Regions from separate parts of the Homo sapiens genome. Here regions 1, 2, 3, 4, 5 and 7 are each linked to region 6. The links are chromatin loops, found by intact Hi-C in ENCODE. Cell type or tissue: mammary epithelial cell. All regions are shown on one strand. Region 1 overlaps BBS9 (Bardet-Biedl syndrome 9). Region 2 overlaps BBS9 (Bardet-Biedl syndrome 9). Region 3 overlaps BBS9 (Bardet-Biedl syndrome 9). Region 4 overlaps BMPER (BMP binding endothelial regulator). Region 5 overlaps BBS9 (Bardet-Biedl syndrome 9). Region 6 overlaps BMPER (BMP binding endothelial regulator). Region 7 has its middle 31 kb from the start of FLJ20712.

Evidence for each region. Peaks named below come from ENCODE experiments on the same cell type or tissue, not always from the same donor. Only the 100,000 strongest peaks of a DNase experiment are listed, where the experiment ranks them.
Region 1: it touches region 6 in a loop (23-fold over the local background); 42 of 110 quality-filtered maps call a loop at or near these places.
Region 2: a loop joins it to region 6, with 2.8 times the contacts of the local background. A loop is called at or near these places in 10 of 110 quality-filtered maps.
Region 3: a loop joins it to region 6, with 2.8 times the contacts of the local background. A loop is called at or near these places in 9 of 110 quality-filtered maps.
Region 4: a loop joins it to region 6, with 4 times the contacts of the local background. A loop is called at or near these places in 2 of 110 quality-filtered maps.
Region 5: it touches region 6 in a loop (11-fold over the local background); 63 of 110 quality-filtered maps call a loop at or near these places.
Region 7: a loop joins it to region 6, with 10 times the contacts of the local background. A loop is called at or near these places in 48 of 110 quality-filtered maps.

What each region holds. Positions count from the first base shown.
Region 1 is chr7:33,183,632-33,187,631 of GRCh38, reverse strand. All of the region lies in intron 5 of BBS9 (Bardet-Biedl syndrome 9), which reads right to left. Among named protein-coding and RNA genes, the nearest start is that of BBS9, 56 kb to the right of the region's middle. In mammary epithelial cell, a CTCF peak has its summit at 1,729 (motif pointing left); no DNase peak of the experiment used is centred here.
Region 2 is chr7:33,421,552-33,425,551 of GRCh38, reverse strand. The region is part of intron 19 of BBS9 (Bardet-Biedl syndrome 9); the gene reads right to left. Among named protein-coding and RNA genes, the nearest start is that of BBS9, 290 kb to the right of the region's middle. In mammary epithelial cell, a CTCF peak has its summit at 1,737 (motif pointing left); no DNase peak of the experiment used is centred here.
Region 3 is chr7:33,457,319-33,461,318 of GRCh38, reverse strand. All of the region lies in intron 19 of BBS9 (Bardet-Biedl syndrome 9), which reads right to left. Among named protein-coding and RNA genes, the nearest start is that of FLJ20712, 270 kb to the left of the region's middle. In mammary epithelial cell, a CTCF peak has its summit at 1,897 (motif pointing left); no DNase peak of the experiment used is centred here.
Region 4 is chr7:34,086,469-34,090,468 of GRCh38, reverse strand. The region is part of intron 13 of BMPER (BMP binding endothelial regulator); the gene reads right to left. Among named protein-coding and RNA genes, the nearest start is that of BMPER, 180 kb to the right of the region's middle. In mammary epithelial cell, a CTCF peak has its summit at 2,155 (motif pointing right); no DNase peak of the experiment used is centred here.
Region 5 is chr7:33,241,498-33,245,497 of GRCh38, reverse strand. All of the region lies in intron 5 of BBS9 (Bardet-Biedl syndrome 9), which reads right to left. Among named protein-coding and RNA genes, the nearest start is that of BBS9, 110 kb to the right of the region's middle. In mammary epithelial cell, a CTCF peak has its summit at 1,989 (motif pointing left); no DNase peak of the experiment used is centred here.
Region 6 is chr7:33,931,342-33,935,341 of GRCh38, reverse strand. All of the region lies in intron 2 of BMPER (BMP binding endothelial regulator), which reads right to left. Among named protein-coding and RNA genes, the nearest start is that of BMPER, 28 kb to the right of the region's middle. RefSeq lists a silencer at 2,168-2,434. In mammary epithelial cell, a CTCF peak has its summit at 2,286 (motif pointing right); DNase peaks (open chromatin) are centred at 1,271 and 2,281; H3K27ac peaks cover 435 bases.
Region 7 is chr7:33,755,271-33,759,270 of GRCh38, reverse strand. No RefSeq gene overlaps it. Among named protein-coding and RNA genes, the nearest start is that of FLJ20712, 31 kb to the right of the region's middle. In mammary epithelial cell, a CTCF peak has its summit at 1,501 (motif pointing left); no DNase peak of the experiment used is centred here.

The sequences.
Region 1 (4,000 bases), 750 kb after region 6:
CTGTCTTTTCCTTATCTGTCTATTCCAAGAAAACTAACACAGTGCCTGGGCACTCAGAATTCTTAGTAAATATGCATCGAATGGATGAGGGGATGGACAGACGGAGGGACAAAGAGAGATGATGTAAGGGAGGAACAACACACCAGACTTGCTTCAGTCCCTGAAAGTGCCCAAGCACCTACAACAAACCAACAATTCCTTCCCAGTGTCCCTGTTACACACTTGAAAGATTCCTATATAAGGTTCATCATCTTTTCACAGCCAACAAGGTAAATTTCGGGTAACTGAGGACTTTGGGTCAGTTACTACAGGGACTCTAAATCAGACTATCAGTGAAAGAAATTCTAGCTCAAATATCTTGATACTACATAGACTACAAGAAGTATCTTATTTTACTACGTTAAGTATATGCAGCTGTTGACCTTAAAACAATATTATTTTCTTCACCACTGGCTTTCTGTGAATCAATATTAATGCTGTCTTTTTCCAAATATTATTTTGAAATGGCAAGTTTGTCTTAACTAGGTAAAATACCATGTTAACAACCATTGGAAATTTTAGTAACACAAAGAAACAAAAGCAAGTGAAAATCTGGCAAAAATATCATTTTGTTCTTTTTTCAAAAACAAGTAGAGTTCAAATTACCAAAACAAATAAATTCCACCAATATTACTAACATATCTTAAATCTATTAAAATCTACCTTTTCAAAATTGATTTAGTATATGTCCAAACTGTAACTTGTTTGTCTATGCTTATGCTACTCACTAAATTTTGCAAGCATTAATTTGTCAAGAGCATAAAAAACAAAGATAAACTAATATTTTTTTAGAACCCAAAATCACATATTCCTTCAAAAAAGCAGCTTGGATTTAAATTTTAAAAAACAACGAACATTTTTAACTTCAAACACACTTCCCCTCTGCAAAAATAAATAAATAAAAGCCCAATACAACCAATTAATATTATAATTTTTGGAGGAATTTTAAATTTTTTTGGACTTTTCTTACAAACCAAAGCACCAACCAGAAAAATAAAACTGAAAAAGCAAACATACGACCCAGAAGTTAACATATTTCCCATAATCTATGAAGAATCAAAGATATGCACTTAACTTTAGCCAAACCAAACTACACTCCATTCTGATAGGAAAGTTTTTTCTGAATGGGGGAGGAGGTAAATTCACTCACAGCCCAATCAAGGAGGCAGTTTAGTGTGACTAATACCAGAAGCCTCTAGATGCAGACAGGCTGGGTAGAAATCCTCCCTCCACCACTCACAGTTACTTTTTCAACCTGTAAAAGCTCTTAGAACACTGCCTGATACAAAATAAGCATTTTGCAGACATAGGGCTATAGCACACCTCTAGATCACTGCAGCTTAGCATTACCTGGAATATTGTCAGAAATTCAGCATTTAAGGTCCAATTTCAGACTTACAAGAATCCGCATTTTAATCACGATCCCCTTATAATTCAAATGCAACTTAAAAGTTTTAAAAAAGTTAAAAGTTTGAGAAGCACAGCTAGAAAGCGCTTTTATATTATATTCTGTTATCTGTTATAATTAACTGTCTTTTAAAAACCCACCCTGTTGTGCAACTCAAAGAAGTTACATTTATTTTTAATAAAAGACAAAGCATTATTATGGGATCAACATTCCTCCATTAGTGATTTCTTGCCATACCTTATTCTAAAGCAGCAGCAACTAAGGCCAAAAGTTATAGAGGACTGCCATCTAGTGTTAGTTCATTTTGACGCACACACAAAATACTGCACACCTCTTCTCCCACTGCCTTTCCATAATTTAAATAACACATTTGCTTAAAACTGTGTTGGGCTTTAGTTTTGTTTAATTCCTTTATTGAGACATGACATGAATACCAAACAATAATTCCATAAGATGCCATATGAAATAGAGGAAAGTAGAAAACAAGGATTTTTAGGTTTCTTTTTTAAATAACATCAACTCCAGGGAAGCTTTCCAATTAAAAGAATCACCCACTCACTACTGGAAAGGTGCACACTAAATATACATTAAAGACATCAGGCTTAGAAAGTGGGCTTTCTTATGAAATGTACAAGTCTTGGAGTCTTACTTTCTTCTACCTAAGTTCTGAACTTTTTGCAATTTATACAGTATTTAAGGACTAAAGCTACTTTCATATTGGAAAAAAATATTTTACAAGTGTCTGACTTAATAACTCAACCTCTCCACTCTATCCTAAGGAAATAATCAGAAATGTAGATAAAGATTTATGTAAAAAGATGTTCATTCATAGCTTTGTCAGAAGCATCGGAACCAAAGCGACTCCACCGTGAATAGGGACTGGGTAAAATGAGGCTGAGACCTACTGGGCTGCATTCCCAGAAGGTTAGACATTCCAAGTCACAGGATAAGACAGGAGGTTGGCACAAGGTACAGTCACAAAGACCTTACTGATAAAACAGTATGTAGTAAAGAAGCCAGCCAAAACCCACCAAAACCAAGATGGCGACCAAAGTGACCTCTGGTTGTCCTCACTACTCATTATCACTAATTATAATGCATTAGCATGCTAAAAGACACTCCCACTAGTGCCATGTCAATTTACAAATGCCATGGCAACATCAGGGAATTACATTGTATGGTCTAAAGAGGGGAGGAAACCTCAGTTCTGGGGAAATTGCCCACCCTTTTCCTGGAAAACTCATAAATAATCCATCCCTTGTTTAGCATTTAATCAATAAATAATCATAAAATAGCCAATCAGCAGCCCTCAGGGCTGCTCTGCCAATGGAGTAGCCATTCTTTTATTCCTTTACTTTGTTAATAAACTTGCTGTCACTTTACTCTATGAACTTGCCCTGAATTCTTTCTTGTTTGAGATCCAAGAACCCTGTCTGGGGGTCTAGATCAGGACCCCTTTCCAGTAACATTCTCCTGGTGAACCATGAAAGAACGATACGAAGGAGACTCCTGACCCAAAGGAAACAGAATGCAGAACCCATTGGCCGACTATGGTTAAGTGGTGGATTAGAGGCCCAACTTAGAAGATTTAAAGTCTCTCCTAAGACAGAATGGGTTAAATGACCCTCTTAATAAAAAGTAAGGATTCTCGACAAATTTGGGTTCGAGACCCAACTTAGGAAGGTTAGAGTTCTTCTTAAGATTTAGGCGGTTAGAGGCCCCTCTCAGTAAAATCTCTTGGTTAAAAATGAATTTGGCATTATGGGATGTTAACCACTATTTTCTTTGGATTAATCTGCCTTGCGCTCTTTGCTGATGGCTGTGGGGGGATTAGGCATGTACAGGATCACCGGACATGGGGAGCTTCTTTTCTCCCCAAAAGGGGAAACTTGAAAGCTGATGGGACTGCTGGAAAAGATCCCTTAGCAAATTACAAGCAACCACCTGAACTTTGTTTAGTGTCACTGCAATGGTGGGTCTTTCTCTAGCTTCCCCTAAGCTCCTCGTCTTCCCACCCCACTGCAGGCAATGCTTTTCTCCCTTCCCTTGCCTTTCTTCTCTCACTCTCTCTCTCTCTCTCTCTCTCTGTGTGCAAACTGCTTATAGGTGTGGTAAAAATCACTACCTCTTGCAATATTTTAATTAATGAGAAAAAGGATTTGTGAGGCTGGTCTTAAGCTATAGCAACTCTGGGGAACTTTCTGCTATAAATGTTTTTTACTATATTCTGTCATAAAGAGGAGTACCTTAAGATTGAACATGGGCTTAGGACACATGGGCTTAGAACAAGCCTGCTGTTCAAGCTAGCCCAGCAAACTAGTCAGCTACAAACTTTGCTGCAGGTTCCTGAAGCAAACAAACAAAAAAAAACTGAATGAGGTTCCCCGCTTGTCTTGTTTTATGTCCTTGGGAGCTTGACCTTTTAAGTACGTGGCAGTACTTTCTCTTGTTCTCAGCCATCTGGAGGACAGGAATTTTGGAGTTTATGTCAGAGCTCTAAAAATTATCTCAAGCAGTTAAAAGCTTTTGCAAGCTCAAAATTGACTGCTCTAG
Region 2 (4,000 bases), 510 kb after region 6:
CACAGGGAGGGGAACAACACACACTGGGGCCTCTGGAGGGGGCTGTGGGGGAGGGAGAGCATTAGGAAATACAGCTAATGCATGCTGGGCTTAATACCTAGGTGATGGGCTGATAAGTGCAGCAAACCACCGTGGCACACGTTTACCTATGTAACAAACGTGCACATCCTGCATATGTACCCTGGAACTTAAAATTAAAATAAAAAATTTTTTTAAAGTGTGCCTGTTTGTATTATCATCATACTTTAAAATAAGTAATGATAAAAATTAATAATAATAATTGAGCTCCACTGGATAAAGTGGGGTCTAAGTAGAAAGACTAACAATGGGATCTATAACTAGACTGTAAGTTTAGACATAGGGTTGGGAAGGGAGGAGAACTTCTCCATTTATGTAGAATGGTAGATAACAAAATGGCACAGGAATCAAAATAACCCAATACTCTTCTATGTGTTTACTGTAGATTAGAATGTCCTTAGATAAGTGGTTTTCCTCCTCACTGCTCAGTTTCTTGTCTGTAAAATAGAATGTGATCACTTCCCCTTTATTTCATACTTTAGGGGAAGAAGAGGTCAATAAACATTTTTAAAATATTAATTTATATCCAAAAAATCATAAACTTTTTAAATTTTTTTACCATAACATGATGGTGAGTATCTACTTGCACATCTGTTACTCTGAGTGATCAAATCTCTTAAGTTATAACAGGAACTTCAGTTACTCCATATTCTAGATCCTTCTTAAATAGCAGCTAAACAAGGAAGTACATTTCCATTTCCATTAAAAAAAATCTTATAATTATACGGCCATCAGTATAAAAGAAGAAACCCCCAAATAAGAAATTTCATTACACTATGGTCTGCATATTAAAATTTCCTACAAAATTCTGTTAAACCCTCTGCTTAAAGTCTTATTACATGTGCTTTTTTTAGATATTTTTAAATACCTGTTTCTGGTAACAGGAACTTTTTTAAAAGTTCATTTTGAGATATTCTCTTACTAGTGTAGTTCTCACACATTACAAGAGAGAAGGCTGCCAGGCATTTTCCTGGACCCTGCCTCAGAATCACCAGGGAACCTTTTAAAAAAAACATCTCTTCTCGTTTGAAATTTGGTGAGTCTAAGGGTGGAGCTCAGGAATCTGTATTTTTTAATGTTCCCCTCCAGACTGAACCCAAAGCAAATTTCAGAACTACTAAAGTGTCAAATGTATACATTTCAAGCAGCATCTAGCTGGCAGCAGAAAACTGTTCTTTGGAAAAGGAAGAGTTCTCTCCTTTTATAAGAATAGAAAGTAATCTTCTCTCTATTCTCTGGAAATGATAAGCCAAGTTTTCCTATATTCTTCCATAATCACCTTGCTGGAACCACTTGTTCTTCAAGCATGAAATCAAAAAGATAGAATTTTTTTAAATATACAATACACATAGTGTATGTGTGTGTTTTTCCAGCTACAAGGTGATGAGAAAAGCAAAGTTCATCATTAGTTAATGTCAAGTTTGAGACAGACTGTATTGCTGGTGGCCGGAGCAAAAAAATGCCACTGAGTAGCTGAAAACTCAAAAAGTGTCCTTTAAACCAATCAAGAAATTAATTGAAAGTTTAGTAAAATTTACTGAACTTTCTTTTCATTTTATTTGCTTCACTTCAAAAAGGAATCAAAGTGGTCCTTTCACTTTCCCACCTGGGAAAAAGCTTTACTAGTCAGACTTGTAATTTTAACCAAATCATGGCTACCCCCTGGTGGCTGCTTACCCCAATTACAAGGTTTTTAGAGAGGTTTAAATTAACATACTGAAAGAAGACTTCAAGTTTTGTCTTTGAAGAAGGAACAGAAACTAAATTTGGTCTCGAAATGTCCTGGTATGCTCATTCTTGTAAAGTAATGATCCCAGGCCTTTAATTTATTTCCTGGGGCACCTATAATTTCTGAAGTTTACTGACTCTGAATTGTGTTGCTGAAACAATGCAAGATTTTTAAATACTTTTTTTTTTTTGCTTTCTACATTTATATATTCTTCACACATCATATGAAAGGCCCTCTTAATCCTAGACCCTGCTACCAGAAGCACAGTGTGCACACCCGTGGGCCCTGACTCAAAAACCTTTGTTTTTCTCATCCCCTTATAGCTAGAAACACACACACACACACACACCCCCAAGGTATACATTTTCATTTTAAAATTCTATCTTTTTGATTTTGTGCTTGAAGAACCAGTGGTTACAGCAAGGTGATACATGCCTCCCCTGCTGTATTCCCACAGGCTCCAGGCTGCTCCTGACCCCAGCAGCAGAGGCAGATGTTCTCTGCTATGGAATCGGGTCCGCACTTGTGCTTTTGTGGTCAATCTTATCACGTAGCCAGGCCTGTTAATGTCTCAGCCCCTCAGCAGGTAGCTTCTGTAGTATCTTTAACATGGCTACAGCTTCCAATTTGGCTGACTTTCTACCTCCTAAATCAGCAAAGTGTTCCGATCCCTGGCACTCATGATCACTGTCCTGGCCTGTTTGGAAAGCGGCATTCAGTTCTGATAGAAGGGTCATTGACCTAGTCACCCCAAGTTCTCTTCCAGCCAGTATTCCTTCAGGGACATTCATGTGCCAGACATAATTCAAACAGATGTGCTCATATATAAACTAAGGCCAGGCACGGATGGCTCATGCCTGTAATCCCAGCACTTTAGGAGGAAAAGGCGAGAGGATTGCTTGAGGCCAAGAGTTTGAGACCAGCCTGGGAAACACAGCAAGACCCTGTCTTTATTTTTAAAAAATAAAAATAAAAAATAAACTGAACATTCGCATTTATTAATTATACTTTTCTTTAAAAATCTGATAGCTCTGTTTCTCTGGTAATTAGCTGTCTTCTCATTGTTGAGAGCCAAATATAATCTTTTGTGCTTCTATTCTTAAATTATCACATTATAAACAGAAGACATAATTATTATAAAGTAGGAATTTAAAGCAGGACAATCAAAAGTAATTGAATTGTGGTAGCTAGAAAGCAGGAAAAGTTGGGCAACTATTTTACTACTTAGCCAATATTCTTAAAAACACCAACACAATTAAAGTATCATCACTATGTAATCACAAACCACTAAAAAATATCACTTTCTCTCTAAAAATGGGCTAGAAGTTAGAAAGAGAAGCTTCTTAAAGTAAATCACCAACAGTAAGAAAAATCAGCTAATTCTGCTATGGTAAATATTTATTCTTTGTGGTACACATCAAATATACAGTGGTCTGCATCAGAATAATATTTATTCACAAAGTAAAATGAATTACTTACATGTTACTGTGAAGTAATATGTCACACATTTTTTAAAAGACAGGAGCATACCATACAAACATAACTGAAACTAGCAACCAGAGTTAACTATATTTACGAAAAGCTATAGCAGCTATAACCGTACATACAATTTATATTTACAAGAAAAAGCACTTTCCAAACAGTATGTACCTTATGACCCAATTTAAAAATATTTCTATTTCTTATTTATATTTATACATAATCCAACACATTCATAAATCTGGAAGGCTATATACTAAATTTAAACTATGATTTTCTGGGTGGTGCAATTAGGGTATTGTTTATTTTTATTCCCTTCCCTTTTCTGTATTTTCTGACAAAGAATTCTGATATTTAGTACTTGTGTACTTTTTTAAAAAGTTATATTGAAAAGAAAAGCAAGTAAAATACACCATGCTAATTTTCAAGTGTTATCTGGAGGTACCAACCATGTCCTTTCTTTAAGAAAGATCAGTGTTACTTAGTAAATTAGAGAATGCTTTTCTTGTTTGAGGCCTTCTCAGAGGATGGGGAGCAGGAGTGCACATAGAACATTGTTCCAAGATCTCTACTGTTTGTTTCCATCATTTTTAAAATCTTAAATCCCTCTATATCTCAACATTCCAGACTGACTAAGAAAAGACAAGAGTATGTTTTGCAATAACTAGCTTTTGCTGCACTCTGCTGGAACATTCCCTAATGTTCTGTACAAAA
Region 3 (4,000 bases), 470 kb after region 6:
TGTGGAAGACCACTTGGCTGTTCCTCAAAAAGTTAAACATAGAATTACCATATGATCCCACAACCCTACTTCTAGGTATATACCCAAAAGAACTGAATACAGGTACTCAAACACATACACACATGTTCATAGCAGCTCTATTCACAATAACCAAAAGGTGGAAATAGCCCAAATATCCATCAATAAATGAGTGGAAAAACAAAGCATGGTACAGCCACATAATGGACTATTATACAGCCATAAAAAGGAATAAAGTACTGCTACATGCTACAAAGTGGATAAACCTTCAGCACATTATGCTAAGTAAAAGAAGTCAGATGCAAAGATCACATATTGTATAATTCCAATTATATGAAATATCCAGAAAAGATAAATCCATAGAGAGAGAACTCAGACTGGTAGTTGCCAGGGTCTAGGGAAATGGGTTAATGAAAGAAACTGCTTATTGGGTAAGGCGTTTTACTTTGGAGTGATGGAAATGGTTTAGAACTAGATAGGTGTAGAGATCATACAACATTGTGAATGCATTAAATGTCAATGAATTCTTCGCTTTAAAATGATCAATTTTATGTCATGTGAATTTCATCTCAAATTATTTTTTTAAATGCTACATCACCAAAACTTCTGATGATATAGAGGACAGTAATGTTTGGAAAAATACAGACATTGACAATTCTATGTTTAAAAGTGATCCCAAATAGACTCTGAATGTGAAAAAAAAATTAAGAATACCTTGAACAAATTATTTTGCTTGTATTTTTCTTTATATGTCTATTTAAGTGTGATAAAACATAAAATTTTGTCTAAATCTTAAGAGTTTTTCAGTACATAAAAAATATTTAATAAGAGAAAATATTCATTTTAAAATCAAAATTATTTTCCCTTGTACCTAAAATGGTTTAAAAATCAACAATGCTACTTAAAGAGAAAACCCTGACAGGTTACGTCAATCAATTATGGGCATAGAAGACAGTTTTTGAAATAAACAAAGCAGTTAAAGATAAAGCCAAGAAATTCCAGAAACTATCTTAGGAGAATTTAAACCTTAAATTTCTACAGAGATATGAACATTACCCAAATGAAGGACTATCAGTTTAACGTAAATCACAATAGAACTCTTTTAGCCAGGTTCATCATTATGCAGATTTTCACACACTTCAGAACAAATTATCGATTTGTAGACAAGGCAGGATTAAGTGCCTTTCAGCTGTAGGAGGCTATGAAATAAAACTAAATAAAACTACATATGGTAAAAAGTGTACAATAACAAAGTCGCTTTAAAGTAACAGTAGTCTCAAACACCATCAGTATATTATAAAAGCAATACATTTTACAATCCATGTTATTGCAGGTTTCATTTAACTTATAAAGATTCATTTTGAATTTCAATATTACTTGGGTAATTAGAATGTTCCATGTAAGCTCAAACATAAGAAAAGAATTTTTAAAGTACACTTATATAATATATGGTAAAGACCAAGTTTTAAAAACTGGTCTCATTAACAAATTAAGCTTAGATTTTGGAGTTTAAAAAACTAAGTGCCAATAAGCACACCTAATGCCCAGATCTTGGTTTCTTCAATAAAAAGACCAGGGCTCCTTGGAGAAATGGCTGATTCCAGCAGGGGGCAAGAGATATATAAGACAAACCTGGAGCAGCATGTAGTGCCAGAGAGTAAGGAAGTGCTCAAAACAAAAACTCATTTTCAGTGCAAAGGCACTGAAATGAGATATTTTGAATATCTGCTTGCACAAACTGGCTATGAATTTGTAGAGACGGGCCACTTCTTTTAAATGCCTTTTAATTTCTTCCTATAGAGCAGAGCTTCTCAACCTCAGCCCTGTGGACATTTTGGGCTGGATACTTGTTTGCTGTGAGGGCTGCTCTGCCCTCTGTAGGAAGTTTAGCAACATCACTGGCCTCTACTTACTAGATGCCAATGGTATCCTCTCCCTTCTCCCCAGCTGTTACAATCAAAAATGCCCCCAGACTTTGCCAAATGTCCCGGAGTCTCGATCATCCCACTCCCAATTGAGAACCACAGCTCTAGAGAAATTTCCAAAATGCTGAGCAAAATAAAACATGATAGTTAAAACAAGCAGAACAATACCGCAAGATTCTGGCTGGCGTTAAAGAACAAGCAAAGGGAAGAGGGATCTCAATGGAAAGGAGTTCGTTTTGTCTTCTTGAGTGTTTATTTTCTTCTTTCCTCTTCAGTAATTGGCAATAAGGCCCTTTTAATAACTGGTTTAACACTGTACTCCTGATCCCCTAACTTCATTCCCACTGCTGCCAACAAGCCTCATGGCAGAAAAGAAAAAAGCCCTAGTGTTTGACACATTTCACAAAAGCTGTCCTTCAAAGACACTTGGTTGAGAAGTAATTTAATTAAAGACAAGGACAACAGCCTGCCAGTTAAACTCAGAAACACCAAATAAGGAGGGTGCTACAGTTTCTGGAATCCCATCTTTTCTGCTACTAATAAAACTCACTGAGCCCAGAGTACTAAAAGAATTGTCATAATGTATTCGGGGTGTGAAACTGAGAAATGTTCACCTATTCCAGTGAATCACTCTTCCATAACATTTGAAAAGAAGTGCAGTGTACTCCCCTTGGGCAAACACCTGTTTACAAACAGGAACATACAATTAACAGAGACTAGTTCCTTTTACACCCTGTGCCAAATTCACTGTAACTCATTTGGCTTCTGCCAGAATTGGATTCTAATCCTTTGTTCTAGACCATTAGCTATAATCTTTAGCTTCTTGTTTGTTACTTATTTTAGCAAAAAGCAGAGAAAGATTTTCCGCAAAGAAAAACTGGCACAGAATAGTTAATATAAACACTCCCCAAAGTGGTAAGGTAATCCACAAATGGACTAGAAATTTAAATGAAAGTCTAATTATATATACTGATACCATATACTCTCAAAGAAGAAATCTATGGAACAAATGAACAAACAGGTACATTGGGATGCTGTTCTGAAAACTTTATTCTCAAAAATACTAAAAGAAGCCTGTTTTTATCTTTTACATTTTTTCTCTCATTCAAAAAATCAACTTTTTACATTTTTCAGATGTGTTCCATTCAGCCTTTCCTCGGATGACTTTCACATTTCTTCTTAAAGAGTGATATAAACAGTTTTGCTAAATCAGACATTTTCTATAATAAGCATTATTCAAAAAACAAAAAAGTGCACAGAGTCATCCAGGCCAGACAACTGTCTCTTTTTGTCTCTTTTAAAAGCACACCTGAGGACTCCATTTAAATTGGATAGTGCTGATCTCAGAGCAGAACCAGCTAATTGTCTCAGAGCTAAAAGACTAGAAATTAAAAGCCTCAAACCTTTTCCTGATCCTGCCACTTGCTGTGTTACTTGAACGTCACTTAACCTCTTCGGACTTTTATTGATCTATAAATGGCAACTATTTGGCAAACGATAGGGTGATTTATGGAATGGGCACTTTAAGAGCATTGACTAAAAGTGGTTAAATTAAAAGTTAAGTTGTATTTTTAAACTCTAAATAGAGATATTGAGGTCTTTAACACTCTTTTCAGACACAATTTCCTGAAAGTTTCTTTTTTACAGATAAATATATCATGCTTCCAGACAAACTAACCTTGAGTTCAAAATCATCAGCTAGCTAAGGAAAATTCAAAAGACTTTTCATCCTAAGATACCATACATGTTTTCCATATATTCTGTGAAGTATTTTAGTGTAAATTATATCTTATTCCATCAACAAGTAAGTTTCAGAAGGTATCTGATCTCTCAACATACAGAAATGAATACGGTGACATTTCTCATTGAGTGACTATAGTGACAGTGCTTATTAAAACAATAACATGACCAAGACCCAAGAGTCCTTTTTCTTTGGTACAGAGAAAGTCTTAAAATCTTACCCTCAGGACAGGTGGAATAAAGGTCCTGAAATCTTCCTATCCTATTTCTCAATATTAAGAGACTAGTTTTGTAGAAGCGGAAACTCCTCTACATAA
Region 4 (4,000 bases), 160 kb before region 6:
GCGAGTTTGCCTATTCCTCTTGGATTGCTCGGTTGGCATCTGGGACATGAAGGGAGAAGCAATATGAGGCTGGAGAAGAGAGATGAATATGAGATGAAAAAGGAGAAAGAAGGCAAGAACACACCCAACACTTTTTCTCTTCGAGGTAGCCTACATTTGAATCCAAATATAATCTAAACAACTTCACGTTAATTTTTCCAGGTGGGTACACAGTACACTGCCTCTCCAGCTCCCAGGAATTTCTATAATGCACTAATAAAGGATAATGCAAACAATTATTAAAGAGGGTTATCTAATTTGAGAAGTCAATTAGCAAAGCTAAGACTTGAGATGTGTTATCAATGCATTTGGTTAAAACTTTTCTGCAGTTTGTAACTAAATTATTTTGCACCCAAACATATTCAGTTAGTTAATTAAAGCAAGCTATGCTGATTGAAAAGAACTTAATTATATATCAAATTTTTATGCCAAATTAGCCAAAATGGGTCAAATTGATTTGTGAAGCTTAAAAAAAATTCCCAAAACAGAAAAAAATAAAGAAATATTGATTACTATGAAGTAATTTCTCATTCATTTACAAAGTGGTAGTTTTTCAAGTACTTACACACTGGACTGTTTACTATTAAAAATGTTAAATTGAATAAAAGACCAAAATAAATAGGAGTTATAAACCATAGACATTGCAGGGTGGGCACAGTGGCTCACACCTGTAATCCCAGCACTTTGGGAGGCTGAGGCAGGCAGATCACCTGAGGTCAGGAATTCGAGATCAGCCTGGCCAACATGGTGAAAACCCATCTCTACTAAAAATACAGAAATTAGCCGGGTGTGGTGGTGGGCGCCTATAATCCCAGCTACTTGAGAAGCTGAGGCAGGAGCATCATTCGAACCTGTGGGGCAGAGGTTGCAGTGAGCCGAGATTGCGCCACTGCACTCCAGCCTGGGTGACAGAGCAAGACTCTGTCTCAAAAAAATAAATAAATAAAATAAAATAAACCATAGACATCTCAAAAGTAAAACCTAATTCAGAGACATTGTCATTATTATTTTGACCTTATAAGAAGCATTATCTCATAATTATCATAGAATTTGCCCTGTGGGATTTGTTGTAAGAGTAAGGAAACCCAAAATGGGTAATATTTTCTCAGAAAAAATACTCTATTTGCATTCTCCCTTCCCTCTGTTACAAGACAGTGGTGCTCAGAAAGTTATTTGGGTGTGTTATGCTACTTCATTCTTTGTCCTTAAAGGAAAATACAGATATTTTTTGGAGAATGGGGGGAAAATAAAATAAATTTTTGAGTCTTGTAAGGGCTCAAAAAATGTGTCACAGCCACAGATCTGACTATACTTTTGGGTTCATTTTAGAAATTCCACCAATGATATCAAATGTACCAGCAAAAATTTACATGTGTGGGATGTATGATTGCTGATTTTGCCTTACTTTTTCAACATTATTTACAAGTACAATGAACACATGACATTCTCATGAGACAAAAAACAATAGTTTTTTAAACGATTGCAATGCAATCGTCACTTACACTACCTGGAGGAAGTGTCGCAAAAGAGAAACAGTTGATTTTGAGATTGTTCCACAGATGCATCAGGGGGAGTTTATGTAATCAGTCCTCCGTGATGACATCAGGAGAAAATGTGGACAATCAGAAAGGTAAACGGTGAATCCAGGGGCAAGCTTCTCCATAGAAAGTAAGAGATACAGGACAGCAGCACGCTCTGTGCCAGGACTACCGTGTGCCAGCGCTGTACCCTCCACTGGCCTCAGTCCTCAGAGGAGCAATCCTGCCAGGTAGTTACTGTGTATCAGTTCTTTCGATAAAGGATGTTGAACTCAGCTAGCCACCAGGGCACACTGCTAACAGTGGCAGAGCTGGGCTGGAGTCCAGCTTGCTGTCCCCTTCCCCACGGCTCATTCTCAGTCCATTGCTCCATAAAGTCTCCTACAAACCCTGAGGTTAGGTCCTTTCTGGAGCTCCACTGAGAAGAGAATATCTTTCCACATTGCACCTGGTTTATTTTCTTCTTCTGCCACACATGCACTTGGAAATAAGGGGGAGAAACAGGATCTGGCCAACACTGGCCACTCTCCCTTTCAGGTTCATGAAGGTGCATCCTCCTGTTGGACTGTGAGATCACCAGCAGAGGGCAGGGCAGGCAGAATTGCCCAGCTCTCCTTCCTGAGCTCCTCTGCCCTTTCCAGGAAGAAGTGGCCCACTGTGGAAGGGCACTCTACCATGACACAATGACACTGATCAGGAGAGCACAAGCCTACTTCCCACCACATCCTGGCCTCTAAATCTCCATGCACAAGGATCCCAAGAACATTCTCATGAGCTGCCCAACTCAGGGCATCAAGCCCTTTACACAGCTAAGCATCCTCCATTGTAGATGCTGTAGAATCATTAAGGGCAGAAGGGGAGCATTTGCCTGGCCACCTAAGGAATCCAATGCTCTTTATTCATAAGTGCCCAAGTCATCATTCGTAACTTCTGTTGAAGCGCTCATCATATTTCTGTTGCAGTCCAGAAATCATAACACTAAATAAATCACCGAAGGCAAAAAGCATAGAAATTCAAAAAAGAAACTAATCTCTTCAGACCTTCTCTCCAATTTTTGTTTTCAATACATCCCTTTGAAATGGGATAAAAATCAAAGGTGTAGGCTGCTTGGCCCTGGGAGAAGCACAGCCTTTCCATTCTATTTTAAGCAGAGAAGGGTCCAATCCAAATTTGCAAACAGGATAGAGGAGCTTCCAAAAGAGATCTTACTCTTCTTCATTACTGAATTAATCACGGAAGAAATGATGGCAACAATTATAGAGCGCTGACTATGTGCAGGCATTGTGTTAAGCACATGCATTCATGTTCATAATCTTACTGAATCTGGATGGCGACTCTTCAAGGTAGGTTCTTTTATTATCCCCACTTCACAGATAAGTAAGGTGAGGTTTAGAGAGCTTAGGTCATTGTTTTAGGTTGCATAGCTGGGCTGGATTTTGAATCCTGGGGCACCACAAAGTTCTTAATTGCTATATTCTACTGCTTTCCATCAGACCTTCAAGTGAGGGTTTTTAGATTCCAAATAAAGCCAGGTTTGTCTATCTAGCTGTTTAACTCACTGCAAAGTCTCACGTTAAGATCCCTCAGTTTCACTAGACAAGAGGTCAGTCTAGGGGTGGTACAGAGAGGAGAAAGAAGGGAACCCAGAGAATTCAAGTTATAACAGGAAAATGGCTTGAAGGAGCTAAACCCATGACTCGGAGCCAAATGGTTTGGCACATACAGCCATGTTCGGGGATTTGTGATGACAGGGACAGTCTTTTTTCCACCCCACTTCGAGCCGCCTTTATAGAACTTTATCTTTTATGTCCAAAGATCAAATAAAAAAATCATATTTAATGAGAACTAGGGGAAATAAACTGGTGGTAATTAAAGAGTAAAAATAACCTCTCTGTGGCTTCAGACCACAGGAGTTTTCTAATTTTAAGAGGCACAGGCAAATCACTTAAACAAGGCCTTTTGGGCTGTGTTCATCTTGTGTTTCCTCCCACACCCACAGTGGTTAAAGTTATAGGCAGCCATAGCTCTTGAACCCATGGAATTGTGTAGTAAATGGAAGTACACCCAGGCCAAACTCATCAACTCAGAAACACAACCTTGCAGTGCGGAAGTCAAATCCAAGTCTCCTTTGTAACCAGTTGCTTTGCGTGGAAGGGGGTTAAAAAGAGTTAGAAAAGGTTATGGAGTCCTGAGTCTTAATAAGAGTCCTTCCTCCCTCCATCCTCAAGCCCTGTTTCTACTGTCATCTGACTCTAGACGTGAAGTCTCACAGTTGGCCAAGATCCAAATAATTCTCATTTTGCTTCCTTATTTTCCATGTGCACATTTGATGTGGGCTAGACCATAAGGCAGACCTAAACTCTTCCTCAGGTAGAATAACCAGACTCATTCAAACACCCAAAGGCAGCCAAGTGACTTGAGAT
Region 5 (4,000 bases), 690 kb after region 6:
AAGGTGAAAGTCCTGAAATAATTAGTTTTGGTATGTGACACTTAAGAGACTGTGATTCAAAATTATTACAGAGTTTAGTATCCATCTTGGTATTACAGAGTTAGAACTAAGTCAAAAGACTAAGTACTCATTGTATGCCTAACACTAGAAACACTAAGATCTGTTAAGAAGAGAGGGGAAAGGTTAAGGTTAAATCTGCTCTTAAAAAAATAAAATAAAGAGATAAAGCCTACTGGAAAGACAATATAAAAAATATAGGAAATAAAGGAAGCATGGCTGAGAACTCTACAAGGAAAATATACAAATTAGGAGAAAAATCATTCAACCACAAAGAATAAATTGTGGAAGCCCAAAGTGGACACCAAAGGAGCAGAATGATCCTTAGATCCCTTAGTATTTCATAAAACTCTGACTTCAAAAGCATACTCAGATTAAACTTAAAGCTCTAGTAATTATTAGAGCCTGGGTACAAAGTCTTTTTCTTTTCAATACAAAACAAGAGATTATTATCAGCAGGCAAAGTACCAAAAAGGGGCACTAATTAGGATACTCCCTGACTGTTCCCTGTTTCCAAAGCAGGATGGTATATCATAAAACAACAAATTGAACAAATATGGAAAGAGTATCAAATGTAGATATAGTACCAATAAGTAGTGGAAAGGGCAGTGATTTTTGATTCAGAAACACAAGATGATAAGGTTTTGAATTCTGGCTTTCACAGACACATCCTAAATATGTGACTTGGGTACTTTGTTTAATTTCATCCAGTTGGTATCTTCAAATGCAAAATAAGCCTTATTATAACCTCTATACCGCAATGGGTTGCTAGAAAGACTAAAGGAGGGGAGGAGGGAACCTGTATTAACTACCTGGTACAGTACATAGAACATGGTAGGAATGTATGGCAATCTTAAACCAAAATTTAGCATGCTTTAAAAAAAGTATCAAGCCAACTTCCCCCAGCACCCATACTTATTTATACCTTGGATATCAGATAATTTAGTTATTAAGTCTCACTCTTTACATACCAAAGGATAGAAAAGATCCCAGAGGAAGGTTAGGAAAAAATGTGCCAGGAAGTTGGAAATGGTTCAATTCAGAAATGTCAATTTTTATTTGCTAAAGTACTCAGTAAAACAGTGATTCCCAGGCTCATGAATTTCATTCACCTGTAACATTTCAGAAACTACTGGAGAACATCGTAGGGTTGTCAGCCTTGTGAAAAGCCCATCAGGATGTTTGTTTGTTTATTTGTTTGTTTGTTTTTTGAGATGGAGTCTCACTCTGTCACCCAGGCTGGAGTGCAGTGGCACAATCTCGGCTCACTGCAACCTCTACCTCCCGGGTTCAGGCAATTCTCCTGCCTCAGCCTCCTGAGTAGCTGGGACTGCAGCCATGTGGCACCACTTCTGGCTAATTTTTGTATTTTTTATTAGAGACAGGGTTTCATCATGTTGGTTGGCCAGGTTGGTCTTGAACCTCCTGACCTCAGGTGATCTGCCCGCCTCAGCTTCCCAAAGTGCTGAGATTACAGGTGTGAGCCACTCCGCCTGGCCCCAGTCAGGAAATTTTTTAAAGAAATAGATTATAATCACCAATATTCTCTTAAAAGACAATACTAATACAAATAAGTAGGAAGTAAAAAATGTCATCACTAAGTGTAGTCCTCTAACTGAATAAATTTTAGCTTTAACTTACTTACATTAGCTCTTTTTCGTCCATTATCTTAAGACCATCCAAAACTTTAACATAGGATAGTAATTGAGAACCTCTGTTACAACTCAGCATTAACCATTTTTAAGGAACTTGGGAACAACTATTATAAAGAACTCAGAAAACAAACACAAAAAGTTTTTCTCTTCCAGGAACAAAAGAAAAACTGGTTCCTATTCAGGCCTAGGTGAGGAAACAGACATTTTCCATAAATATTCTGACTTGTTAAAATCTCACTACTCTAAGAGTTCTGGAATCAAAAAGTGAGACAAAGGCTCCCTCTGCTGACAAGTAGGCAGTACGATCCCATTAAAAATCTTCCCAATATTAATTGGATACTGCATAGGCTTTTACTATTCTCTATCAAAGACTGGCTTTATTTTATGCCTTAAAACAGGAATTCAGCTGCATCAGATATGAATGTGAAGGACATGTGTAACTATGTAACACTCCTTGTGTATTCCAATAGATATTTCTAAATCAGCTTTCAAAATTCTTGGTTTCTGCTCTATGCTCTAAAAGTTAACTGAGCTCCAATGTCATACAAGGAGGAAATTAAACAAGGAAGGCTAAAGAATTGAGACAGGTTTTAAGAGGGTTTGAGGAACAACGGTAGCAATCTATGAATACATTGATGACCTTTTCTAACAGAAGTCCAATGAAATTAACAGAACCAAATGAAAGACTTCCGAATTAACAGTAATAGCCATTTACAACGTGGTCCATACATTATTAGCACATCCAACTATTCTATAACTTGGGAACGTCAAGAATTATTGTCCTCATTTACTGTGGAGAGACCTAAGGCTCAAGAAAGTTCAAATGATTTATTAAAGGACACACAGCTGGTAAGTAGCAGGGCCAGAACTCAACACTACGTCTTCTAACCTTCCTACTGTTTCTCCAACTGAATGTTATGCATAGTGTAGGTACCTAATGACATAATTTCTAAATTCCTTTCTGATTCCAAATTTAACATGGTCTATCATTACCATAGCATTTTATATGCTTATAAGTAACATCTAATTTAAATATAAAATGTTAAATATTTCACTTTAGCAGACAAAACTTGATGCTGAATTCTTTGTTAATTGCTTGCAAATGTAAATAAAATCAAACAATAAGTAGGGGACAAGTAGAGGAGGAGAATAGCATATAAGACCCTGATTCTCAGACTAAAATTACTGTATAAAATGTTTGTTCAAAGCAGTACTTTTAAGTACATCAATATGCTGCAAAAAAAAAGTAAATAAAATTTAGAAGCTAAAAACTAAGTAAAAGTGTGAACCCCATAAAGGTAAAAAGAGCTGTTGGGCATTTTCCTAAATCAGACAACCATAAGCTTCAGTTTTCCTGCTCTCAAATGAGATACAGTAAAGGAGAAAAAACTTGTGGACCACCTTTTGTGGAGAATCTAGTAGATCCTCATATTGACTTTATCTCCCCAGTACAAAGCAAAGACCACAAAGAGCTCTACCTCTACTGTAAGGAGAACTTGTAAATAGCATTCCCCCTCAAGCCCAGGAGAAAGCAAAATAAAGTACACATCTCAAAACCTGGAACCAGATGAAGGAAAAAAAAATCTATCCTAGGAATTCATAAACCCCAAACTGATTTTAATGTGGGTTTGCAGACTAAATTCATTCTATTGGACGACCCAAGAAACCTCAGTCTGTGATTTTAGTATAAAGTGATACTGGGTTGGAAGTACCACCAAACATCTGACAAAAGATTACTCAAATCTTTGAAGAAAGACACCAATCATTCCCATTGATAATGTTCAAAAGAATATGACCTCAAAGTCAAAGTTACAATACACAAAAAATTGAAGGTAACATGACCAAGAAACAGCAAAAATAATAGAGAATGAGATGAAAACTGCAAAGACTTCGTGTACTGAAATTGACAGAAAATATAAAAATATTACACTTTCTGTTTAAGGAAATAAAAGCAGGTATTAAAAATGATTAAGAGACCTTATCAATGACCAAGCGAAATTTTTAAAAGAACAGAAATTTGAGAAATAAAAAATATAATAATTAAGAGTGAACAAAGTTAACAAAACTCTAAGAGCAGTTTTAATAAGAATTTGTAACTAAATAGCAGTGATTTAGAAAGCAAAACAAATAAATCTAAAAAAATCCAAGATGCATCAAAATACTAGAGATGAATGGAAAATACATGTGAAGTTAAGAGACATAAAGAATAGCATAAGATTGTCTAACTTATATCTAACTGGATTTTCACAGGTACATAATAGAGAAAATATGGAAAAAGCAACATTCAA
Region 6 (4,000 bases):
ACCACTGCCATCAGGGGAGAGTATTTCTGTGGCCACTGGGGCTGAGCTGGGATAAGGAGCTGTCCACAGTCCCTTTGTGAACAGCAGACCTACAATCTGAAGCCAAGCATACTGGCTCCACGCTCCCCAGAACTCCTTCCCTCACCCCCTTTTCTCCATGATAATGGTGGCATCAAGGCTAACTATAAGGCACAGCCCTTAGATTTATTTTTATAATTTTTTCTTAAACTACAAAGGTCATACATTGTTATGGTCACCATTCAAAATAAAGAGACATATTTTTTACAAATTAATAATCTCTCCCAACTCCCACCAAAGTCATCACAGATAGCCACCAGGTATGTATGCTGCTTGGTATTGTTGACAGTGACTTCATTTTGAAAAGCGTAGTTCTTGCAAGCTAAATTTTATACCGACTCTCCCACCCCAAGAGAATTGTGAAAGAACTTCATTAACAGAGCTTCTGTTACCAGGACTGTATGGCTTTATGCATTCAGCAAACCTGGCTGCAACCTGGCTGCGGCCTTAGCCAAGGGCCACTCCCAAGCGCATCTCCTCTCTGAAGGGAAGAATCTTCAGATACAGAGAGTTCAAAGCTCTCAGGGCAGTCAAAGTGATGGCACAATCTGGGATCTGATAAATAGGAAGGCACACATTCGCTTAAATATAGGAACTCTGCTGACTTAGAAACCTGGGAGCCAGTCAAAATCCATAACAGGATCCCAAGATTCATAATAAATAGTTTGTAATTACAGTCCAGCACAAAAGTTATTCCAACCAGATGGTTTGTAGATTCACATCTGGATTTTTTTTTTTTTTTTTTTGTACACACACATAGAACAAACCTAAACCTTAGCTGTAGGTTTAGTGGGTTTTTTCCCCCTGATTACACTGGGAGTTTTTAAATATTCTATCAACGGTCACATTGGTACAGAACTGCCATATCTGATCATTGCCCTGGTGTCTGATTGGTGTGAATGTGGAGTAGTCTTTGGAATCCCAGGCCTTCCAAGAAAAAACTTTAAAAGCTCAGGGAATTGCTGGTGAGAGCCTGATTCCTCCATTTCCTTAATTGAGTCCAGCAGCTACAGAGTAAATTCAAACACAGGTTAATTAAGACCACTCCATTCACTTTCCCAATTTTGCCAAGAGACAAAAACACTTGTTCTTGAGCCAGTGGCTCTGGAGAGAAGTGGCACACGCAAAGCCATGCCTTCAGGACTCCCTCACCCCCTGGGCTGCCTCATCCCCACATGCACTATGTGTCACCACTGTGACTCAAGTTCAGGGCTCATTCCGTTCACATCTTCATTCAAGAAACATTTTCTAATACTGGCTCACACTTACTGAACTCATTCTCTGTGTGTTCAGGCTCTGTGCTAAGAATCTTATGTGCATTTTTTTCACCAAAAATTCCCAATGATCGCCATCTTACAGAGGAGGGATCAATGTTAGGAAACTTGCCCAGGGTCACCCAAGACACAGATCTGGAATACAAATAGAGGCCTGTCATTTAAATGCCTTCCCAGGCATTCAGGATGCAGAAGAGAACAAAATAATGATCCTGCCCTCAGGCCCCAGGGGAGATTGGTGTCTTCCTGGTGGCTCCAGACAGGAACTCTCTAACGAAAGCAGAGCAACTCCAGGGGCCTGTGTCATGGCCAACCATGGGAAGGTCTGCAGACACCAGCTGTTTTCTGGTAACAAGGAAAGTTGTTCCAATTTGGATATCAACAGAGATGTGCCTATCATGCCTCTGAAAGCCAGACTGGCATCCTCAAACACTTTTCCCCAAATCCCAGCTTGAGTTTGAGTCTCTCCAGATCTAAACAAGAGAAATGGTAGCAAAAATACACTCAAGGAAAAGGTCAGAATACTCTAAAAAAAAAAAAAAAAAAAACCTAACCAATGAATAAGAGCAATAAACCTTACTGCATCTTTCATTCTTAGTCTCCCGTGTGTCCCTCTTTCTACGGTTGCCAGCCAGTGGTCTACCTGCTGTCAAAGGCGTCTGTCTGCATTACTGCCTTCTTTCAGGAAGATAGTTAACCGATTCTTTAACATTGACCAAACACATCAAAACCCAAAATGTAGCCTCTGGAGGCACATTAAATGAAGTGCCAACATGAAAAACTAAAAGGGGGGCATAGGGAGTAAAACATTTTTTAAAAATCAACATGACTGGCAACAAAGCTCTATAAGGATTTGAGCCAAACCACAGCTCCCGCCGCAAGCCAAGTTCAAACAGGATTCCGGCAGCCAGCTTGCTGTGTCTGAGATCTGCCACGAGATGGCAGCACAGAGTCCCCGGTCTCAGGAATTGCAGCCTTGAGACTGCCAGAGCCTTGGGAGTATTTCCCAGTGTCTGATGGGGAGAGAAATGAGCTCTCCCATGAGCGTAGGGCGGAGGGGTACAGAGAAGATAGCAGAGCACCGCTGTGAAACGTTCTCGTGTGCTTTCCTTAACCAGAAAAACATGCTTTTGAGATGCTTCCGTTCTATTCCCAGCCCCAATGTCTTGAACGTATTTTTTTTTTCAAAGATTCTTCCAGAACCAATCCTATTATGGAATACGAAAAGTATTCCTTGACCTTTCATTTATAATAAAAAATAATAGAATCAAAATCTGGAGAGGAAAACGCAGCAGCTAATATGATGAGGGTAGTGGAGGGAGAAATGTCTGCGGGCGGATCCTTTATTTTTAGACTATGAAACACCATCACAAATCTCTTGAAATAAGAGTGAAAATGAAAATACCTCGTGTCTGCCTGCTGATCGTCCATTTGGTTAGCCATGTTGAAGATCAACACAAGACCCTTCCCCTAGATGATGGCATTATTTTCCCTCCATCCCTGTCTCTGATGACAGCAAAGCCTGCCTGGGAGGCAAACAGCTGTCATTTGGCAAACTAGCAAATTCAAAGTGACAGATCTTTTTTCAGGAAACTAAGAAGGCTGTGAGGTTGTGGTATTTTTTTCTGCCCGAGTGAACAATACTCAATATGTCAATGAAGCACACAGGCCAGGTAGTGTGACTGCTGGGAATAAAGTGGCGGGGTGCCCTGTTATTCCATCCCGGTAGTCTTTGTTGGGGAGGAGCTTACAGATTTTGCTGCCTTCAAGAATTCCCCACCAAAATACAAATACCCCTGGAGGTAGACCCACATTCATCCCAAATAGCCAATTTCCTGGGATAGATGCCCCAGCCTGGCGACTCTGAGAGGGAAAGTTGCTTAGCAGTGGAGGCTCTAAAGCTGAAAAACAAAGCCTTGGCACACGTATCACTATACTCAGTGCTGCGGGAGGGAGACAGAAATCATACAGCAAGGTTCCTAGTCTCCAGAAACCTACAAGCTCTTGGGGAAAATAAGACAACAGACAACAGCAGATCACACAAACACTGTGGTGTAACTTCTGGCACAGTGAGAAGCACGAAAGAGATCTTCACCTTGATTCAAAAGCCATCACCATTGCTGAGCACAAATAGGACATTTTGATGCTTACTCAAATTTTTATTATCTGAGAACTTACACAATAGTGGTCCATGTGGAGAGTCTCAAGATGGCTCAAATAGGAATTTGTTGTTAGGAATATGGATGTCTTGTTTCAAGTGCCCCAAGGAGGAGGAAGCAGGGGAAGCTGATCCCACATCAGCGTGTATATTCTCATCGGAATTTCTAGTCTCTCTATGTATGAAGTCAAAGAGTCAACTTCTCCTTGAAGTATCCCCATTGTAACCCAATTCCAGATCCCAAAGAGCCCAAGAGAACTTTTTAGCACTTTTGAACCCAGGTCACAATTTCTCCCAGGCAATATTATACCACTTCTCATAAACAGAAGAATAATACTTCAGGTTTACATAGCAGCTTTCTTCTAAAGATCTCTGTAGACATTATTTCATTAATCCTCACAGGTTTCTTAAGATTTGCAGATGGAGAAATGGCACACAATGAGGCTGTCTCAGATCCCTCAAAGAGGCAGCTAGCAGTGGACCTGGGAAC
Region 7 (4,000 bases), 180 kb after region 6:
GCAGTGGAAGGAGCCAAACAATAGCATGCTTTGTCTTTGGACTCACGAATTTTATTTCTAAGGTGTTGGGTGCCATTGGTCCTTGAGCTATAGTGCTCACTAGACAATGGGAAATTATGTAGACGAATTGAAGGACATAGCCTATATAAATTCCTAATCTAGTAAAACTTCAGCTCATGCTAGAACCAAACTTGTCTCCAAGGTTTTGAGCAACATTTGGTCTTACCATCTCTTCCTCTCTCAGGCACATGTGGACTGCTGGGTTCTAGGCTAACTGGAAAGGAAACAAAAGCTAAAATCTTACAGCCAGAAAACCTGTTTATATTTAATTGATAGTCTTAAAACTTGTGTCTGGGAGGAAGTGTGGTCTAATTGTTACAACTGTGAGCGATCCCTAATTTCATGAGTCTAGTCTCTTTTACTATTACCAACAAATCATACAAGAACTTCGGTGATTTAATTTAAACCAAAATGGCCTAGTTTTCTTGGTGAATGATAAGAACCTAGAATTAAAGACGTTATTCAGGTGTAAGTGTTATTCAGGATTAAATTCTCCGAAATGGAGAATTAAATCCTGGGCAAGGAGCTTGAATTTGTGAGCAAACGACCAAGAAAGAGAACCAGTAGGTATTGCTTTTGGAGAGGCAGCCTCAGCATCCTGATATTTACAAAATTTCTACCCAGGGACCCAGGAATGAATTTGATTCTCAAAAAGAGTTTAAAGACACCCCTCCCAGAAGTCTTTAAAGGCAGTAATGAGTATTGGTGAACAATTTCCATTACTTGAAAAAAAAAACCTTGATAACATTACATAGGCATGCTATCTAAAATACTAAATGTCTTTAATTTTTAGCTGGAGAAACATAACTTACTTGATAACACATATTCTGAGCAGAAGCTCTGATAGTCTTTGATTAATGAAAACCCCCAAATGAATTTTTATTACTAATTAAGGTTTGTTTGCTACATTAAGTCATTTAAAATACGGGGACTATGAGGAAAGAATAATAATAAAAAAGGTACTTGGAGGAGATATTTGCTTGTTGGACCATTGGCTCGTTAGTTTGTTTTGAGAAGGGTTGGAGAAATGAAGGAAAGAACTAAAATGAGTGTGAAAAGAAAAATAGAGTACAAAATTTCAGTTAGATGGCAGGAATTAGTTCTACAGATCCATTGCACAATATTATGACTACAGTTAATAACAATGTATTGTATTGTATTGTATTTTTGCAAATTTGCCTAGAGAGTAGATTTTAAATGTTCTCACCACACAAAAGATAAAAAGTGTGTGAGGTAATGCATACGTTAATTAGCTCAATTTAGGCATTCCACAGAGTATGCATATTTCAAAGTAACATGTTGTATGCAATAAATAGATGCAATTTTTATTTTTCAATTAAAAAAATAAATTTTTAAAAAGTAAGCAAGTAAAACAGGAACAAAAAGAGAATAGTCAGCAAGCAATCCACGAAGCATTTATAAATTGAGTAATAGATTATAGCGCCACCTCGTGGTTGGAGGAGTTTTTGTTTTGATCATTCATTTAGGTTTCATTCCCCTATTGTTACTGCAACAAAGATAGAAAATAATTACTCTCTAAATAGGATGCTTTAAGGGCAGGATACCCTAGGTATTGCCAGGGTGCCTTCAAGTGTGTTTTACTTACAAAAATATAAGCCCCTGAAATGCTGATGGACCACAACTTGATACTTTCCAGAGTGGCAATTAGGAGGCTTTTTTCAACAGAATTTTCTTCCTAACAGGTTATGAATAATACATTGCACCAACGTATAACCATTGTGGGTATACATTGTTACCCAACACACAGGCACAATTCTGCTTGACAATAGACTATGCCTCCTAGTAACCTGAGGCGAACCCAGCATACGCTCAGCCGGCCTGCTGCCTGCTGGCCTCCCCAGCCAAACACGTGGCCAACACCATTCATCAACTGGAGAATTTCACCCAACGACAATCTTTCTCCACACGGCATTCCAGGCACTACTACTAATACAGCAACTTTGACATAAAATCCTATTTGCCTACCCAGCCTTAAGTCAGAGATGTCACATAAATTTGAGATCTCACTCTTGGGAGGCAGTGAGGCACAGGAGAAACACTGTGTGTTGACAGTCACCCTAACCTAGTTTCATCTCTCAGCTCTGTCAGTCACATAGCTATGTGTGCTTGAGCAAGTGACCTCGCCCCTCTGAGTCTTGATTTTCCTCTTTCTTTTTTTCTTTATTTTTTTTGAGATAGAGTCTCTCTCTGTCGCCCAGGCTGGAGTACAGTGGCACGATCTCAGCTCACTGCAACCTCCACCTCCCGGGTTCAAGCGATTCTTCTGCCTCAGCCTCCCAAGTAACTGGGACTACAGGTGTGCGCCACCACGCCCGGCTAATTTTTGTATTTTTAATAGAGACAGGGTTTCACCATATTGGCCAGGCTCTTCTCAAACTCCTGACCTTGTGATCCGCCCACCTCGGCCTCCCAAAGTGTAAAACAAATTACAGGCTTGAGCCACCACGCCCAGCCTCCTCTTTCTTAAATAATGATTATATCACCCAACAGGATTACTGTCAGGATTAAGTGAGATAACATTTCCAAGTCAGGCAGCATAGTGCCTTGAACTGAGTATGTGTTTAGCAAATGCTAATTCCCTCTCCTGCCAATATTAATCATAAAAGGAGTTACGCATCTTACTTTGAACTCCAAATTCTCTCTTTGGTACCCCCTATCAATCTCCCCAGTTTTGGCTGTTCAGCTCTTGTGTGAACAGCAGTCTCCCTTTATTCGTGGAGAGTACATTCCAAGACCCCCAGCGGATGCCTGAAACCTTGGATAGTACTGAACCCTATAGACACTGTTTTTGCCTATACATATATGCCTATGATAAATTTATAAATTAGGCACAGGAAAAAATTAACCATAGTGAAATTAGACACTATAATAAATACTGTAATAAAATTTATATTAATATGGTCTCTGTCTCTCTCTGTTTCTCAAAATATCTTAATGTACTGTACTTAACCTATTTTTGGACCACAGTTGAGGTAACAGAAACTTGGGAAAGCTAAACTGTGGATAATGAGGGCCAACTATAATTAATTCCGAAAATAAGTAAAGCTCGAGAAGAGGAATAGATTAACTCTATTGTGAATTTTAGAGCAAGTTAAAGAACAAAATACAGACTGAGAATTGCCAAACACTTGGTCTGAGCAGTCAATTCTCATCCGTGTATAAGCTTTGACCCTATACAACCAACAAGTGTTAACAATCCCATTGTGCTCAAAGTGGCCACCAATCAGACAGTTAAACCTATGAAACCATGAACATAAGCCACCAACGCAAAGTGAAAAAACTCAGTTAGGAGGCACAACTGAGCAAATTCACCATTCCCCAGGCCATTTCTGCCCAAAACTCTGGTTCCACGTTCTACGACAATGGAATCATTTGCCCAGCAACCCGGCTTTACCATGCAATCTTCCTCTGCTTCCTTCCTTTGGAATAAATAGAACTTGTCCCATGCTCTCTGTGGCTGATCCCCAGTGCAGACGCCAGCTTTCACTGATTTCATGAGTACAGAAGGGAAAGCCAAAAAATCAACAAAGAGAGAAAGCTACTACCTTGATCTATTTCTAAACAGCAACTCTGCTGTTTTTCATGGGCAGACGGGAGCTGTGAATGTAATTGTGACCAATGCTGAGATTAAACCCATGAATGATTTGGCTTGAGCTTTTAAGAGTGATCAAAATTGTGGAGCATAGCCTTGTTTACGGGTTTATAGATCTGCCTGGGGCATCCGACGCCCTTGACTATGATTTATTATTACAGGACAGAGATTATCTCAGACTGGGCTGGAAATGGATCTTGGCTGAGTTATTTAACTCACCGGATGCAATGTGTGAGAGTTGATGGCCTTGTTTCTCAATTTGTCAGTTGTAAAGGGAGTCCCCAAGGCTCAATTTCAGACCCAGTATTGTTTACATAGCCCGGCAAT